Linked DNA regions of Homo sapiens: region 1 is linked to region 2. The links are chromatin loops, found by intact Hi-C in ENCODE. Cell type or tissue: Caco-2. All regions are shown on one strand. Each heading gives the region's core, and the rest is flanking DNA. Links, peaks and the distances in the headings are about the cores only. Region 1 overlaps CHST9 (carbohydrate sulfotransferase 9). Region 2 has its middle 14 kb from the start of CHST9.

Region 1 (8,346 bases), core at 322-8,321, 56 kb before region 2:
GCTTCTACATTAGGAACCAGAATGGCTCTGTGCCAATTAGCTTCTCCCAACTAATTTAACCAAAGTTGGATCTAAGCCTTCATTTTTTTTTTAAACCTTACTCAGTCAAGGCACAAGCTTGGGCACAATTGAATTTTCCTGAATTGTGGCTGAGTTTTAATTGTGGCAACTCAGAAAAAGCAAGTTTTCAGATGTTCTGCGTCATTTCCAGGATAATAATAACAGCTCACGTTCATTGTGCATTACTGTTTGCCAGGCACCATGCTGAGTGCTTTGCAAGCATTGTCTCCTTTAATCTTCACTGCAACCCTCTGTGAAAAATATGACTATCCTCATTTTACAGATAAGGAAACTGAGGCTTAGAGAGGCAAAGAAATTTGCCCAGGGTTACAAAGCTAACAAACAGGAGATCTGAGATTTTTCAAGATCCTTCTGAATGAAAAACTTGTACCTGTAACAACTACGAAAAAAAAAACTAAAATAAAATTTGTGATAACATATCAACATACTGCAAATTAGCACTAGGAAATGGATAAATTAATGGATAGTGATATTGAAAAAGTAGATGGTATTATGGAACTCTATTGCATAATTGGATAGATTTTAATTTCTCTGTCATACAGCTTCTCTTTACTTCCAAAAAAATCTGTTTTCATAATCCTTTACCAGTATATCAGAGCATATTTCAGATTTTTTGGATTCTAAAGTATTTTATTTTAATACGAAAAACCCAAGAAAACCAGGGAGGCTTAGAAAATAGTCCATATCTTAGATTTGAAAAGCCTCAAATAAAAGACACGAAGAAAACCTAAGAATTCTCATATATAACTGAAATATATGTGTGATCAAAGCCATTTAGATTTTAAAACCAGCATTACTTATAGAAAGTCTCAGGAACCAAACCAGCTCATCTTTCAAAGTTTCTTTGAGTGACAGTTCTAAAGTGTCCAAAAGACAGATTTTCCATTTTTTTAAACTTAACATCAAAGCACATATTCATATATTTATTTATTTAAAAAGAGATTGCCTTTAAAAATGCCTAATGCTCCTGATGTTATTTGAAACACACACACACACACACATATATATATATATAAAAAATAAATGTCTGCCTACCTAGAAAACTGCAGAATTTCAACTCACAGCACTAACCTAGTATAAGGCAGAACTTCAGATGGAAGTCTTCTTAAAGAATATTACAGTTTTTCGTCAGAGAAATAGTTATCTACAGGACTCTTGACTTTTACATTTATGCTTTTTGTCATGAGTAGTTTATGAAATATTACATAATTCATTTAAAATATATCAAGAATCAGGGAAAGCACTTCTATCAAAATTACAAATAAAATTTAAGAGAATAAATGGTAAGTGTTTTACCAGTCTTAACCAAGGAAAATAATTTTCCAACACTTGGGAAAATTATGAACTCAAGTTAAGATTTAATCTTGTAGAAGAAGTTACACATCTGTATGTCATTTAATTTACCAATTTCAGTGATTTTAAAACATCTGTACTGATACTACTGCATTTATAATTATATGCCTACATAATCCAGTGTTTTGGTTAGGAGACTCTTTCAGGGATTCCGACAATTAGGAAAACCTAGGTATGGGTTACACTTCAAAAACCTGTAGCTTTATAGCTACAGGTTAAGTCATTTAAACTTTCTGAGTCTCCCTTGCTTCATCTGTGCTATAGAGAAATAATAATATTCACCTTTTTCCTTCATGGAAGTGATACATTGAGCAGAGGCGTGGACCTCGTAGCAGTACAACCTGGGTTCAAATCCAGGCTTTCCCCTCTGCAACAAGGCCATGCAAAGCCTTGGATACGCCCCTTATCCCTCTGGAGTCTCATTTTCCTCATCTGTAAATTTAGAATAATACTCACCTAGTAAGATATGAGGATTACAGAAAATTTATGTAAACATTTGGCACTTATTAAGCTCTCCATAAATGGTAGCTATTAATGCTTATGGACACATTTGGTAAACTACATTTTATATGTATGGTATTATTAACCTGTTTCCTTAGATATATAATTTCTTAGTGACAGACTAAACACATTTCTGCAAAAAAGTAGTCTATACATATGAATATATTTTCCCTTAAGTATTAAAATCTTGCTGTGATAGTCTTTTTGTGAAATTTGTTATGAGACCATGATATGAGCAAAACTCAAAATAATGAGATCTTTTTCTTTCTTCTTCCTTTGCTGTATTTCAGTCTATAGTCTTCAGTGAATTTTCAATCCATTCATTCATTCATTCATTCATTCAACAAAAACTTACTGAAGGCTTACTATGTTACAGGATCTATGCTAAGGGTTATATTTCAGGAGGAATTAGCCTATATATTTTACTACAGGTGGTTTCATTAAATATGATGTTATTATGATAAATTATTTCAGTAGTATAGAAAAGTTAGCATAATAGTTTATGTAAACTGTAAAGGGAATTAAGAATATATTTTGACAATATGTTACATATTCTTTAGAAAATCATTATATGCAACCTCTTTTCACAAAGTTACTATATAAATTAAATACATCAAAAGTGTTGTCCAGGGGCAGTGGCTTACGCCTATAATCCCAATCCCAGAATTTTGGGAGGCCAAGGCAGGTGGATCACTTGAGCTCAGGAGTTCAAGACGAGCCTGGGCGGGGCACGGTGGCTCACGCCTGTAATCCTAGCACTTTGGGAGGCCTAGGCGAGTGGATCACGAGGTCAGGAGATCGAGACCATCCTGGCTAATATGGTGAAACCCCGTCTCTACTAAAAATTCAAAAAAAAAGAAATTAGCCGGGCGTGGTGGCGGGCGCCTGTAGTCCCAGCTACTTGGGAGGCTGAGGCAGGAGAATGGCGTGAACCCAGCAGGCGGAGCTTGCAGTGAGCTGAGATCGCGCCACTGCACTCCAGCCTAGGCGACTGAGCAAGACTCTGTCTCAAAAACAAACAAACAACAACAAAATAGACCAGCCTGGTCAACATGGTGAAACCCCGTCTCTACAAAAAATACAAAAATTAGCCGGGTGCAGTGGTTTGTGCCTGTAGACCCAGCTACTTGGGAGGCTGAGGCAGAAGAATCACTTGAACCTGGGAGGCAGAGGTTGCAGTGAGCCAAGATCATGCTATCGCTCTCCAGCCTGGGCGACAGGAGTAAAATCCCGACTCAAAAAAAAAAAAAAAAAAAAAAAAAGTAGGAGGATAAACCAAAGAAAGGAATTTAAAAATGGAAACAATTTTAAAAATAATCATAGTTGTAACTCAGTATTAAATTGTCTTTTGGAGAAGATTCTTAAGGGTTTTATATCTAGAATAACTTAAAAAAAAAAAAAAAAAAGAAAATGGGCCACAACTGGAGACAATCAAAAAATCATTCTTCTGCTTTTACTTTATTATCCTTAACAGTCATAAGCCATAGTCTATTTCTACCAATGGAAACCATCAGAACTTCACAAGATCTGTATGTATACATTTCTATGATATTCTAAGTTTTTTACTTTAATAATACTATATCATTATAAATATAATCATTTTTAACAGTAAGTGAGTGCCTCCAATGGGCAGCAATTGCAAATTGAAAGACAAAAGTACAAGATGAGCACAGCAGGGATCAGTAAACTATTGCCTGTGGACCAAATCTGGCCCACCAGCTGTTTTTGTAAATAAAGTTTTATTGGAACACAGCCTGTTCCATTTGTTTACATGTAATCTATGGCTGCTTCTTGATATATTAGCAGAATTGAGTAGTTGTGGTAGAGATGGTATGGCCTGCAAAGAGTAAAACATTTATGATCTAGTCCTTTATAGAAAAGATTTGCCAACCCCTCCTTTATAATAAAGGTATTAAATGATATTTATACCAATTTTGAGTATCAATATAAATTAAGACAGAATTAAAGGAGAGGCTGCTGTACATTCAGGGCCTTTTAGGCTTATGCCTGATGCTCCATGGACAGATAAGAAGTAGGATAAATGCTATACTTTTGGAGACAAATTCTCTACAAGCAGTTCTTGCTGGACTGTGGGAGCACTGCTATTCCCCCACTGAGATAACAAAAATTTCCATTGTTAAGCCACCAAACAAATGCCTACCAGAGTTGTATAATTTTCCTTCCTTTTAGGAGCTGGGAATTTTATCTTATGACTCATTTTTTGTTGTTGAAAATATTGTGATTCTCAATATATTAATAAGCATCACAACTAATTTAATTTAAAAATAGCTATTATTGTTACAATTAAAATAGAAGAAAAAGCACATGTGTTACCTGTATGTTGTTCTTCAATCCAGACTTGCAAATACATGAAGAGGAGTAGCCCAGCTACTCCAAATATCAGCACAGAGAGGAAGACTTGTTTGGGGTTCATGACCATTTCAGATGGCTGCATTTCTCCTTATTTCAGAATCTGAAGACCACATGATTTGTTTTCCCGTAAAACTTCAGTCTTTTCTTGTTCTCTAAGAGCCCAATTCCATAAAGTAACCTAGAATTTTAAAAAGAAATCTACATTGTACATTTCTGCTAATATTAATTCTCAAATACGGCATAAATATTCACTATCTCAACAAGGCTGAAGACTTAATGTGCACACTAATGCTCTGAAGACAGAAAAGACTGTAGTAGGTGTTCCTAGAATGGCAATTTTCTATTGCATACTTTTATCTTATCTAAGGAATGTATTATCCTACAGTTAATAAGTAACATCCTAACATTTAGTTAGGCAAAGTCTGGCCAGACTTAAGTCCTCCTGTATTGTAAAGTGTAAAGTAAGGTTTGGGATACCTTAAAATAATTGCAAGTAGGAAGAATAACAGAATGGGTTGTTAAAGGACGGGTTTTGAAAAACATGCTTGTAGAATGTAAGGAAAAATCACCTCCTGTCTTAAGAATATATAAAGTTCAAAAATTGAAGGTGTAATATCATTTTTCTCTCATATAAAGTAACAGATTTCTCCAATTTAAAGAGCACATTTAAAATCCTTCAGAGGCATAAAAAGATAAATAATAAAAGGTCAGGGTTCAAGGACCCCTCCCACAATAACATGAAATTACTGAAATCTACCTCAGATTACAGAAATCTACCTCAGTAATAAAGAGCTATTTTATTTTTTTAAAAATACTGAACAGATTTTCTTTTAGAACAATCTCGTTTAATATAACCTTAACCTTTTATTTTTTTTAAAAAAATTGCATCCTTTTTTGAGAATCTGATGAAAATGTGAGCCCTCTCTTTAGAAAAGATTTACAAAATCTTACATAAAATGCCAAAGTGTTCATGTACCTTCACTGAAACCCACATTAAGAATCCCTGTTCCCCAGTGAGAACACGTGGATGCAGGGAGGGGAACATCACACACCAGGGCCTCTTGGGGGATGGGGGGCAAGGGGAGGGAGAGCATTAGGACAAATACCTAATGTATGCGGAGCTTAAATCCTAGATGACGGGTTGATAGGTGCAGCAAACCACCATGGCACATGTATACCTATGTAACAAACCTGCACGTTCTGCACGTGTATCCCAGAACTTAAAGTAAAATAAAATAAAAATAAAAATAGAAAAAACAAACAAACAAAAAGAATCCCTGTTCCCAATGAACTGCCACACAAGTATGCAGTAAGCCGTGTGGTGAGCTCACCTAGTTAGCAGCCCGGCTAATGGGGCCAAGGTCACGGCTTTGTATCTAACGCTGGCCAGAAACCCTGGCTCAGTTCCTTGGCCACAGAACACAACCCCTCTGGGTGAGCCGAATAAATGTTTCTTAAATGTGAAGATATCATGCACATTGCTGCATCAAAAAGTTATCTCTTCTATTCCATTGCCTCAAAATATTTGAGGAGAGTCTTTGATGGAAAATATTGATTTTGCCTAAGAGGTGTTTTATGGGGTGCCAGTTAAAAGTTAAAAACTGCTGTGGGAAATTGCTTGTCTGGTTAAAGGATAATATTTAGGTATTCTTGGCAAAACCAATTTTCAGGGCTGGCGAGGTGGCTCATGCCTGTAATCCTAACACTTTGGAAGGCTGAGGCTGGAGGACTGCTTGACCTCAAGAGTTCAAGACCAACCTGAGCAGCATGGTGAAACCCTGTCTCTACAAAAAATAAAATAGATTTTAAAATTAGCCCAGCGTGGTGCCATGGGCCTCTAGTCCCAGATACTGGAAAGCCTGAGGTAGGAGGATCACTTGAGCCCAGAATGGTGGAGGCTGCAGTGAGCCATGATCAGGCCACTGCGCTTCAGCCTAGGCAACAGAGCGAGACTCTGTCTCAAATAAATAGATAAATAAATAAATAAAAAACAAAAACAAAAAAACTGTAGCTGATATCCATGATACCACATTTAACTTTGTGGTGATAGAATTCCTCATCTCTTAAAGGAGCTCAAAAAATGACCTCAGAAATCAGAACAAGAGATGACTCAATGGGAGCCCTCCTGTCAACCCTGCGTTTCTACAGTCCTTAAGGCTGGCTGGCATTTCCCTTGAGCCTGAAAGGTTGTGGCTGCAGTGAGCTGTGACTGTGCCAATGTACTCCACCCTGGGCAACACAGCAAGATCGTGTCTCAAAAAAAAATACAAAATAAAAAACCAGTTCTCAAACAAATGAGCTTCAAAGATAATGTAAGAATTCAGAATTAGAAGTGAATGTATTAAGTAATTAGAATGATTTCTTGATTAGAAAAAAAAACCCACCAAATAGTTAAAAGTTCTTATGCAAAATGAGAAAAATATCATGTCATGAATACTTCTTTTCCGTTTGTTTGTTTGTTTGTTTTGTTTATTATTTTTTTGTGGTGGAGTTTCACTCTGTCGCCCAGGCTGGAGTGCAGTGCCGCAATCTTGGCTCGCCGCAACCTCCACCTCCTAGGTTCAAGCGATTTTCCTGCCTCAGCCTCCCAAGTAGCTAGAATTAGCTGAGCCACACCCGACTAATTTTTGTATTTTAGTAGAGATGGAGTTTCACCATGTTGGCCAGGCTGGTCTTGAACTCCTGACCTCAGGCGATCCTCCCGCCTCAGCCTCCCAAAGTGCTGGGATTACAGGCGTGAGCCACTGCCCCTGGCCTGAATAGTTATTCTTCTTTATATTTTAACTCTGACCTGGAAGGGGCCAGGGTAAGAGCTGTTTGTCAGCGCTACCTAAGATGCTTTCTCAAATCCAGTTCTCTGAGTTCTCTGAGGAAGGGGCAACTGTTTAACATTTCACTAGTGCTTTTGAGGATTTCAGACATTTCCTTGATTCAGGTAGTAAAGAAAGTTTTTAAATAAGTAGAAGAGCCGAGAGTATTATCATACTGCTTATTTGATGGGTGATACTTTGCTCTTATATTGAATCTAAACTAAAATATTATGGGCTTCCAAACATATGTAACAAAGAACAGTTCCCGAGGGAGACTTGCAATTTGAGGTGTTCCAAATTGAATCCCTCAAGGGAAGCTATGAAATGAAGCCAGCTTTCTCTTCTCTTGATGCTGCCATTAAACAATGAACAGACATAATTCCTGGGTACATAAGAAGATTCAGAAAGGAGGAAACCAGTTAAACAAAATCTAGTACTAACAAAGAAATAGTTGTTTACAAGAAGAAAGAGACTTTTACAATCTGTCTACATAATTAAAACTTATCTCAGAAGAGAAAAGGCTAGAAGAAAACTCATAAATCCAAGCAGAGCCACGAACCTGTGGGAACGGTGGGAGTAAGAGCCAAAAGGAGTACTCCTCGGGGGTTTGCAGAGGAAAATTATTACCTACGATGCTGGAAAAAGATTAAGAATTTGCCCTTCCTTTCTTCAGGAGATGTTACTATCCTCTGACATATCCTCCTGGGTGAGAAAGCAGTAGAAAACCCATAATTGTTATTATGGCAGATGTGAGTAGGATTGAGTGATTAAAGCCACAAGGCAGAAAGGCAATCTGGTGTAAAATGGAGAGATATGTTTGATTTTCTCCCATCTCAGTCCATTAACCCAACGTTGGCGTTAGGAAATGGCTCTCATTAAACAAAGGTGAGGTGGTAGGAGCAGCAGGATTGCTTTAAGCAAACCTGAAGGTCAGCTGTGATGGGAAAACACACCTATTTGGAGATCATATATCTATCTCCAAGCCTGCGGAAAAAGTGCAGACTACTGGAGATTTAAATTACTTGGAATAATGCTGCTTTATGTACGAGCATTATACATTTCTACAGCCAAAGGCTTCCTGTATTTTGTACAACTCCTTCTTCTCCCTTCCCATAAACAGAATATCTTGAGCCTAAAAGGTACTTAAAAACTTGTTGCATTGAACTGAATTTGGAGCTCCAATAACAAAATACAGGTAATTGATACTTTTTATAGTTGTATTTGTAAA
Region 2 (8,346 bases), core at 159-8,158:
AGGTTAAAGACATGGAAGGGGCCCAGCTATGAGGGTGGTTGGGACAGGACAGGTCATCCACACTTCATTTTATGTGTAGGGGAAGCCTCCAGAAGATTTTAAATAGAGATAGTCAGATTTGTATTTCTTGATAGTGGATGTCAGTAGACAATAGTTGAGTTAATATAGATTTTATATATACATATTTTTTAAGACAGGATATCGCTCTGTCACCCAAGCTGGAATGCAGTGATGCAATCATAGCTCACTGCAGCCTTGAGCTCCTGGGCTCAAGCGATCCTCCCACTTCAGCCTCCCAGGTAGCTGGAACTACAAGTGCATGTCATCCTGCCTGGCTAATTTTTTATTTTGATATTTTTGTAGAGACATGGTCTCCCTATGTTGCTCAGGCAGGTCTTGAACTCTGGACTCAAGTGATCCTCCTACCTCATCCTCCCAAAGTTCTGGGATTACAGGCATGAGCAACCATCTTTTAAAGATCTTTTAAAATAGAAAATTTTCTCCTTGAAGAATGTTCCATATTTGGGCCTATCCCTAGGTGTGTGTAAATAATTATGTTGTTAATCATAATGTGGGCCCCCTTATGCCTGCATTATGCATACACACATACATACACTCATACAATATAGCAAGTCAATTACTTCTGTTTCTAGTGTACATTTTTAATGAAAATCATAAATCACACCATTGGTTCATCATGAAATTCAGGATCAGTCCTATAATTAATTCTGGTGAGCTTTTCATATGTGATGAATAGATATTTCCTGTGGCTAAAAAGTGGTCTGCAGATTGAAGATCTCTTAGTGTCTCTTTCCATTTTTATCATTGGTATTTCCACTAAAATTGTTGACCTCTTTAGACTTTTACACCTTGAAACAACAGTAATCTCAGAGACTTGCTTGGTTTTAAGGTTTATTAAAGAAAAGTTCCAGCTTGAGCTGCACACTCACAAAGTGGAGCCCACAGACTGTTCTCTGATGACAGGAAACAACAGGCCCTCATCCCACTGCCCGGTGGATGCTGGTTGTGTTCCACCGTATTTGGAATTTTTTTCACTGTTTTGCTGTTATTGTTTTAATCATGTTCTAAAATTGTGGGCTGTCCAAAATCCTTGGAGGCAACATAAGTCAGGAGAGAAAATGTGTCCTAGAGTTATACAGAAAATTTGTAGGCTTAAAATTGCAGGAGATATGATGGGGGTAAGAAATGCAAAAAAAAAAAAAAAAAAAAATCAGAGGAAAGATAGTTAAAATGTATTTGTGCAGACTGGACCTCACTGAAACTCGCTCAACTCTGAAACTCACAATTCTGATGTCACCTAGACTTTCAAACTCTCACCTTCTACCCACACTGAACTGCCCTACTCAAACATCTCTAGTTTCTTCTACTCATTTAAATAAAGTTTGCAATGCCAAGATACCTTCTTTTATCCCTAATGTAAGGGCTTAAAATTTCTTAAAGCAATGGCTTTAAGAAAGGAGACTTCAAAGGTGATGAATGACATTACTATGTGATGTTTCTATCAGAAATGAGAAGATTGGGAACATAGGAGAAAGGAGCATATGAGGCAAAGTAATTTTAACCATTTCATTAGAAGATTAGGTTATTTTAATTCATTGAAACATGCTGATTATAAGACTAGTTCCAAGTTGGTGTTAGGACGTGTTTCTCTTAACTTAGGCATTTGTCTTGGTGTAATGTTGAAAAATTGTTACAGTTTTCTAATTCTTGAAATACTAGATCACTGTGATGATTTTTTTCTGTTTGCCTCTCCACACCCAGACGGTACCCTCCCCACCCTGCCCTTTGTTGGAGCACAAATCTGCATGGACTCTATTCACAGATTTCCTTGCCTTCTGGCTTCTGGTTGGGTTTTGCTAACAGGAATGGTGGAGTTGGAGGTCAGAGAACAAGAGAAAAGAGAAGAGAGATATTTATTCCCTTGGCTCCCAGTTTCCCAAGTTGTTGGAGAGGGGTGGGGTTAGGGGTTAGGACAGAGAGCTGAGATGCTTTTCCAAAGGTATTTTCAATAGCTGGCTACCAGTGCTGGGTCCTGGAACCACACTCCCTCCTTTCCCAGGACTAAGAGTACTAACTCTGCACCACCTTCAATTCCCTTCAATAAACCCCGAGATTCTACACTATTCCTGGGTGATTTCCTTAAAACTCACCCACATCTTTGCAAATAGCCCATTTATTAAACTTTTCTCAATGTTGGACTCCTCTGTTTGCTAAATAGAAGTCATAAAGATGGGTTCTACAGACCAAAGAATAAATATATTTTCAGTTCAATCACATCATTTAATAAATGCACTTTAAGAGGCTAAGGTGGGAGGATTGCCTGAGGCCAGGAGTTCAAGACCAGCCTGGGCAACACAGTGAGACCCTCATTTCTTCAAAAAGCTTTTAAAAAGTAACCAGTGTGGTAGCATGTACCTGTCGTCTTACCTACTTAGGAGACTGAGGTGGGAGGATCACCTGGGTCCAGGAGTTCAAGGCTATAGGGAGCTATGATTAAAACACTGCACTCCAGCCTTGGTAACAGAGTAAGACCCTGTCTTAAAAAAAAAAAAAAAAATGTAGTACAGGGTCTCATCCTGATACATGTATTTAACCATTTATTTAATTTAACATATTTATTGTCTACTGTGGTCTGGGTGTATGTTTGGTGTTGGGAATATAAGGTCAGTGGGTCTCAAGGTACTGAGTATTCATTCAAGGCAATGCCTCGGAAGAAACCAGGAGGACCACTTAACCTTGGGGTAGCAGTTAAGGAGAATCAAAGATAGTTTCTACAAGGAGCAATTAATTTCAAGCATGAAGGGAGGGGATAGGAAACAAAGAGAGGGGATGAGAAGGAAAGTGGACTTTCTGGTCAGCGAGAAAAATATTTATCCAGTTCCAGGGGTGAGAGAGAGAACATGGCATATTTGGAGAACAAAGAGCAGCTTAGCATGGCTGCAGCATAGACCCTGATGGAGTGAGTAATATGAGGTTGCAAATGGTACCAAGGGTCTTGCATGTTGTTTTAAGAGTGTGAACTTTATTCCAAAATCAATGGGGAGAATGAGGTAATAAACAAGGGATTAACACTTCAGAAAGCTCATGCTGTCTGCAGCATGGAAACTGTGCAAGGCTGCAGGCAGAGAGGTGACTGCGCAAGGCTGGAGGCAGAGAATGAGTGAGGAAACTGACACATTAATCTAGGCAAGAGATGATAGTGGCCTGGACAAATGTCTTAGCAGTCGGAATGGGAAAAAAGTGGAGAGAATGGAGAGATGTAATCTATAGGAAACTTGCCGCTGGCAACACAGGTAATACTATATCAAACTGAACTTTAGAATACACATAGCTCTGCTTATCGGTGTTAAAGCTGAACTTCAAACTTTTCATAGCCTTTCAAGAATTTCAGTCAAGCATTTTCATTATTGCTAAAATAGCCTTTGTTAAGACTACTGTTGTTGACTTTATTGCAGTTTGAACCAGGGCCATCAATACAGTCTGCCCCAAGTAAATATTTCATGGGTGAATTAATCAGCTGTCCTTTCTTAAAACTATGTTTATAATATGTCTTTAGTGATTATAGATTTTTCTTATGTGTTTTGCAGCTTTCCATTATCTTTCTGGGTAAATATTAGTCTTAAGCAAGAATGAAATACATTACATAATATTTAAAAAAAATTACAACAGCTGTTTGTGGTGGGAATATTGTTTCAGTAATGCATTCAACAAGTCTTCACAGAACTACTCTTTTTTAAAAATTAAAAATTTTTACAAATGCTATCTTTATGATTCTCAGCACCTAAATATGTCTTTCCTTATCTATATTTTAAGACAGTCTAGCCTGCATTGAACTATGAGTAAGACATATTATATTTTAGTCAGCAAAATGCTTTGCTCAATATAAAAAAATTATTATCCTTTTTAGGACAAAGTAATATCACTTGCTAGTTTACTAAGTTTTTACACTGATTTTGCACTGATTATCACCTTGGTGAGTTGAAAAAAAGTCTCCAGTTTTCAGAAATGTCTGAAACAGAGTTACTATAAATACAAATAATCATCAAAAATATTTTTTAGATAAAAGGTATTTGGGGAAATAAAAAATATAAAGATGTTTTAAAATGTGACAGTAGTAAAAACTTTAAAAAAATAAAACACTTAAATTTGACCTGGGTCATGAATTTATTCTGACAAAGCACATCCACCGCATCAAATTATTAGTCTTCCCAAACCCCAAAGATAATGGATTACTACTGAGAACTTTTATATAAGATTAAGCTAAACTGACCTCTTTGTAAATTTCTGTTATCACTTTCAGTTGTAGCTGGCATGAAATGATATATAGTTCCATTTCTGGTGTAATGTTCAAATGTTTGTGGGTGGTTATTATATTTCCATCCACAGTTTCTCTCTCTCAAGCCTATTCTGGGTCATCTTTGTGTGCCCCTAGGTCCCTAGAGAGGTTTAATCAGTGGATAACATGTTGTCGTCCTTGATGACATTTTTCTCCTTATTTTTTACTATCATAATACACTGGTAAGACATATTTATTTTTTCCATGTGCTAGAAAAGAAAACCACTTATTATTCTTGACTTTTTTTTTTCTCATTTTTCTTTTTCAGTGAACGTTTATACCTTAAATACTTATATCCTGGGAGTACTAACTCATTATTGTCTTAATTCTTGAAAATATCAGTTTTCCTTTATGTATCCTCTCACCCACATTGGTATCTAAAACATTTCCTGTTGAGTTGAGTAGTTTCAACAATAAATGATATTATGTACTGAATTAAAATATTGCTGAATTTTTTCACTATGACTAATTATAACCTGAAATCTACATGTAATACAAAATTATAGTTAATATATCAATTTTAGAAAATAAAATACACAGCTTAAAAAGTTCTCAAATGTATATATGTGTGTGTGTGTATGTATGGGTATACACATATATATATAGAGAGAGAGAGTCACATGCCATGTAATGACATTTCAAAGACAGGCCACACATATAACTGTGTTCTCGTAAGATTATAATACTGTAATTTTACTATACCTTTTCTATGTTTAGCATGTTTGATACACTAATACTTATCATTGTATTACAGTTGCCTACAGTATTCAATGCAGTGACATCTATACAGGTTTGTAGCCTAGGAGCAATAGGGTATATTATATAGCTAGGTGTGTAGTAGGCTATACCATCTAGGTTTGTGTAAGTACACTCTATGATGCTCACACAATGATGAAATCAGCCAATGACATGTTTCTCAGAACCAATTGTTAAGTGATATATGGCTGTATACATACAATGGAATTTGTGAAGGAAATATGTTTTATTCCAAAGCTGTCAGTGAAAGCTTTTATGCATTTGATAAATGAAAAACTGGTTTATATTGAACATCTGGGTAGTAGACAAAGTCATGATTTCTCTTCTTTTAAAAAGGAAGTCTTGATGGATCATTACAAGTGCTATAAGGCCTTATATGGAAACATCATGGACTCAGATATGCTCCTTACATTATGCTCCTTACATTCTCACCCTACTGCTGTCTTCTATATGTAAAGTTCAATTATGGATTCAAATTCTGGGCAATAGCCTTAAAAAGTAGTCTGGAAGGCAAACTCTATAAAACTTGCATGATAAATGGCTAGGTAAGAAATAGTTGAATGTATTCCGTTGCTACAGAATACTGTTACTACAACATCCAGGTATTAGATAAAAGATCAGTAAGTCAGAAGTCCAAGCACAGCCTGTTTGGGTCCTCTGCTCAGGGTCCCACATGCTGAAATCAAGGTGTTGATCAGGCTGTGTTCTCATCTGAAGCTCAGGATCCACTTTCCAGAGGCAGAAATCTGTTCCTTGTGGTTGTAGAACTGAGAGTTCCATTTCTCTGCTGGCTGTCAACTGGGGGATATTTTCAGCTCCTAAAAACCAAGCACTTCTTTGCCAAGAGGCCCCCTCCATTTCCAAAGTCATTGTTAGTTGTGTGTGTCTGTGTGTGTGTGTGTGAGAGAGAGAGAGAGGGTTTTACTCTGTCGCCCAAGCTGAGTGCAATGGCGTGATCTTGGCTCACTGAAACCTCTGCATCACAGGCTCAAATGGTCCTCCTGCCTCAGCCTCCCAAGTAGATGGGATTACAGGCATGCACCATCTCATTCTACTAATTTTTGTAGTTTTTGTAAAGACGGGGTGTCACCATGTTGCCCAGGCTGGTCTTGAACTCCCGGACTCAAGCAATCTGCCTGCCTCGGCCTCCCAAAGTGCTTGGATTATAGGCATGAGCAACCCCAAAGTCATCGTTAATTCTTCATCACACCTCAAATCTCTCTGACTTCTCTCTCTCTCTCTCTCTCTGACCCCTGAACCCACATTTAAAGGGCTCATGTGATTAGGTCAGGCCTGCCCAGATATTTCCCTATCTGAAGGTCAATGGATTTTGGAACTAATTGCATCTGCAGGATCTTTTCAACAGCAACACCTCAATTAGTGTTTCATTGAATAACTGGAACACAGTGCGCATATACAAGGGGCTGAGAATCTTGTGAGCTGTCTTAGAATTCTGCTTCCCACAAACAGCAAATAGACTGAAATGTTGAACAGCTAGTGGCTAGATAAGAAACATTTGAACAGTAAAGGTGATTGATTGTTGTTTTCAACCCAAATTTCTCCAAACTGATTGTATTTTTGTGAGCTGTGACATTATCAAAAGAGTAACCAGATAATACAGGACTCCAAAGTAATAAAGTAAATTGGGAAGGAGAACACTAAGCCTGGAAGATATTTCTCTCTCCGCTAACATTCAGGGAGCTCAGGGTGGTCTATAAAGTCTTCAGATCTTACAGGCTGTTTGTAGAAATGCTACAGGTATTTTTGTAAAACATATTTTGGAGAAGAGCTGCACAAGCTGAAATTCCAGATTTTGAGGCAGGAAATCCTAAAAGGAATAGTTAGAGCCTATAGGAATATGCATGATTCAGATGTGGAACTTTACAGTCCAAACTTCTAGCACTTCAGACAGAGGTTGAGAATGTTAAACAATTATGTCACTTTGGTAACAGTAACAAGACTGATTTATTGAGGGAGATCATCAGGGGCATAGGCCAATGGCTGAGATACAAAATACAATGAGATGCCTACTATTCGGTACAAAACATGAAATGGATTAAAACAATGTCAGCTGGGCACGAGTGGCTCACGCCTGTAATCCCAGCACTTTGGGAGGCCGAGGCGGGTGGATCACCTGAAGTCAGGAGTTCGAGACCAGCCTGACCAACATGGTGAAACTCCATCTCTACTGAAAATACAAAAATTAGCTGGGTGTGGTGATGGGAGCCTGTAATCCCAGCTACTGGGGAGCCTGAGACAGGAGAATTGCTTGAACCCAGGAGGTGGAGGTTGCAGTGAGCCGAGATCATGCCACTGCACTCCAGCCTCAGTGACAGAGGGAGACTCTGTCTCAAAAAACAAAAACAAACAAAAACCAAAAAAACACACACACACACACAAAAACAAAAAATAATGTCTACAGAAAGGCAATCCTAATCATGCAGTAAGTGGGAATTCCAAATCATTGGCTCCTCACAGGTCTAAGGGATTTGGTGTAAGTGCCCTAGATTTGCTGGTATTTGAATAAGGTGAACCACAAAAGATTTGGTTTTTTGGCCACTTAGGTGATCTCATTCTTCTAGTAGCATGACTGACAATAGCAGTGTGGGTCTAAGTTATATATATGCAGTTTTCCAGCTTGGAATAAGTAAATTTGAATTTAATTCTCAATGTTTAGGGTGTTTGGTTGATACATCAAGGTCCTTGTGTATTTTATTAACCTTTGGAAAATTGGGACTCAGGGGATATTGGTTAACATGATTACGTTAATTCATGTTTGGAGGTGCCAATGGAACTGCATTCTCCTCAATCAGGCTGCAGCTGCGGAAAAGAGGAGTCCAGCTTGCAATGAGGCATCTGAATAGAAGATCTCTGGCTAGGACTAAGGAAAATAGAACATGAGTGAGAGGAGAATCTCAAGCTGTACTTTTCTTGGCTGTTGTTCAATTTAGAAAGGAAGTGGCAGTCAGATGGGATTCACTGGTAAGCCATGGCTGCTGCTGCTCTCCTGCTTATATGCTGGGTAATAGAACACCTCAGTGCCCACTCAGCCTTCCCTGGGGCAGAGCGATTACTGACTTGTTCTTTCCTTCAGCCAAGCAGCCTAAAAACCAGCCAATTCAGGGCTGCCATGCCTCTGACCTGGCAGTTTTCTCAGCCCCTGCATCAGGTACCCAGGTCATTTGGCCTGTCTTTCTAAACTCTAGTTTCTGTACTGTTTGGTTTGGGGTTTT

Evidence for each region. Hi-C counts contacts between places; a loop is a spot of excess contacts. Peaks named below come from ENCODE experiments on the same cell type or tissue, not always from the same donor. Only the 100,000 strongest peaks of a DNase experiment are listed, where the experiment ranks them.
Region 1: a loop joins it to region 2, with 9 times the contacts of the local background. A loop is called at or near these places in 5 of 110 quality-filtered maps.

What each region holds. Positions count from the first base shown.
Region 1 is chr18:27,138,420-27,146,765 of GRCh38, forward strand. CHST9 (carbohydrate sulfotransferase 9) reads right to left here. Exons shown (of 6, transcript NM_031422.6): 2 at 4,270-4,486. The coding sequence starts at 4,390. Among named protein-coding and RNA genes, the nearest start is that of CHST9, 43 kb to the right of the region's middle. In Caco-2, for the core only: no CTCF peak of the experiment used is centred there; no DNase peak of the experiment used is centred there; H3K4me3 peaks cover 1,107 bases.
Region 2 is chr18:27,194,849-27,203,194 of GRCh38, forward strand. No RefSeq gene overlaps it. Among named protein-coding and RNA genes, the nearest start is that of CHST9, 14 kb to the left of the region's middle. In Caco-2, for the core only: no CTCF peak of the experiment used is centred there; a DNase peak (open chromatin) is centred at 3,213.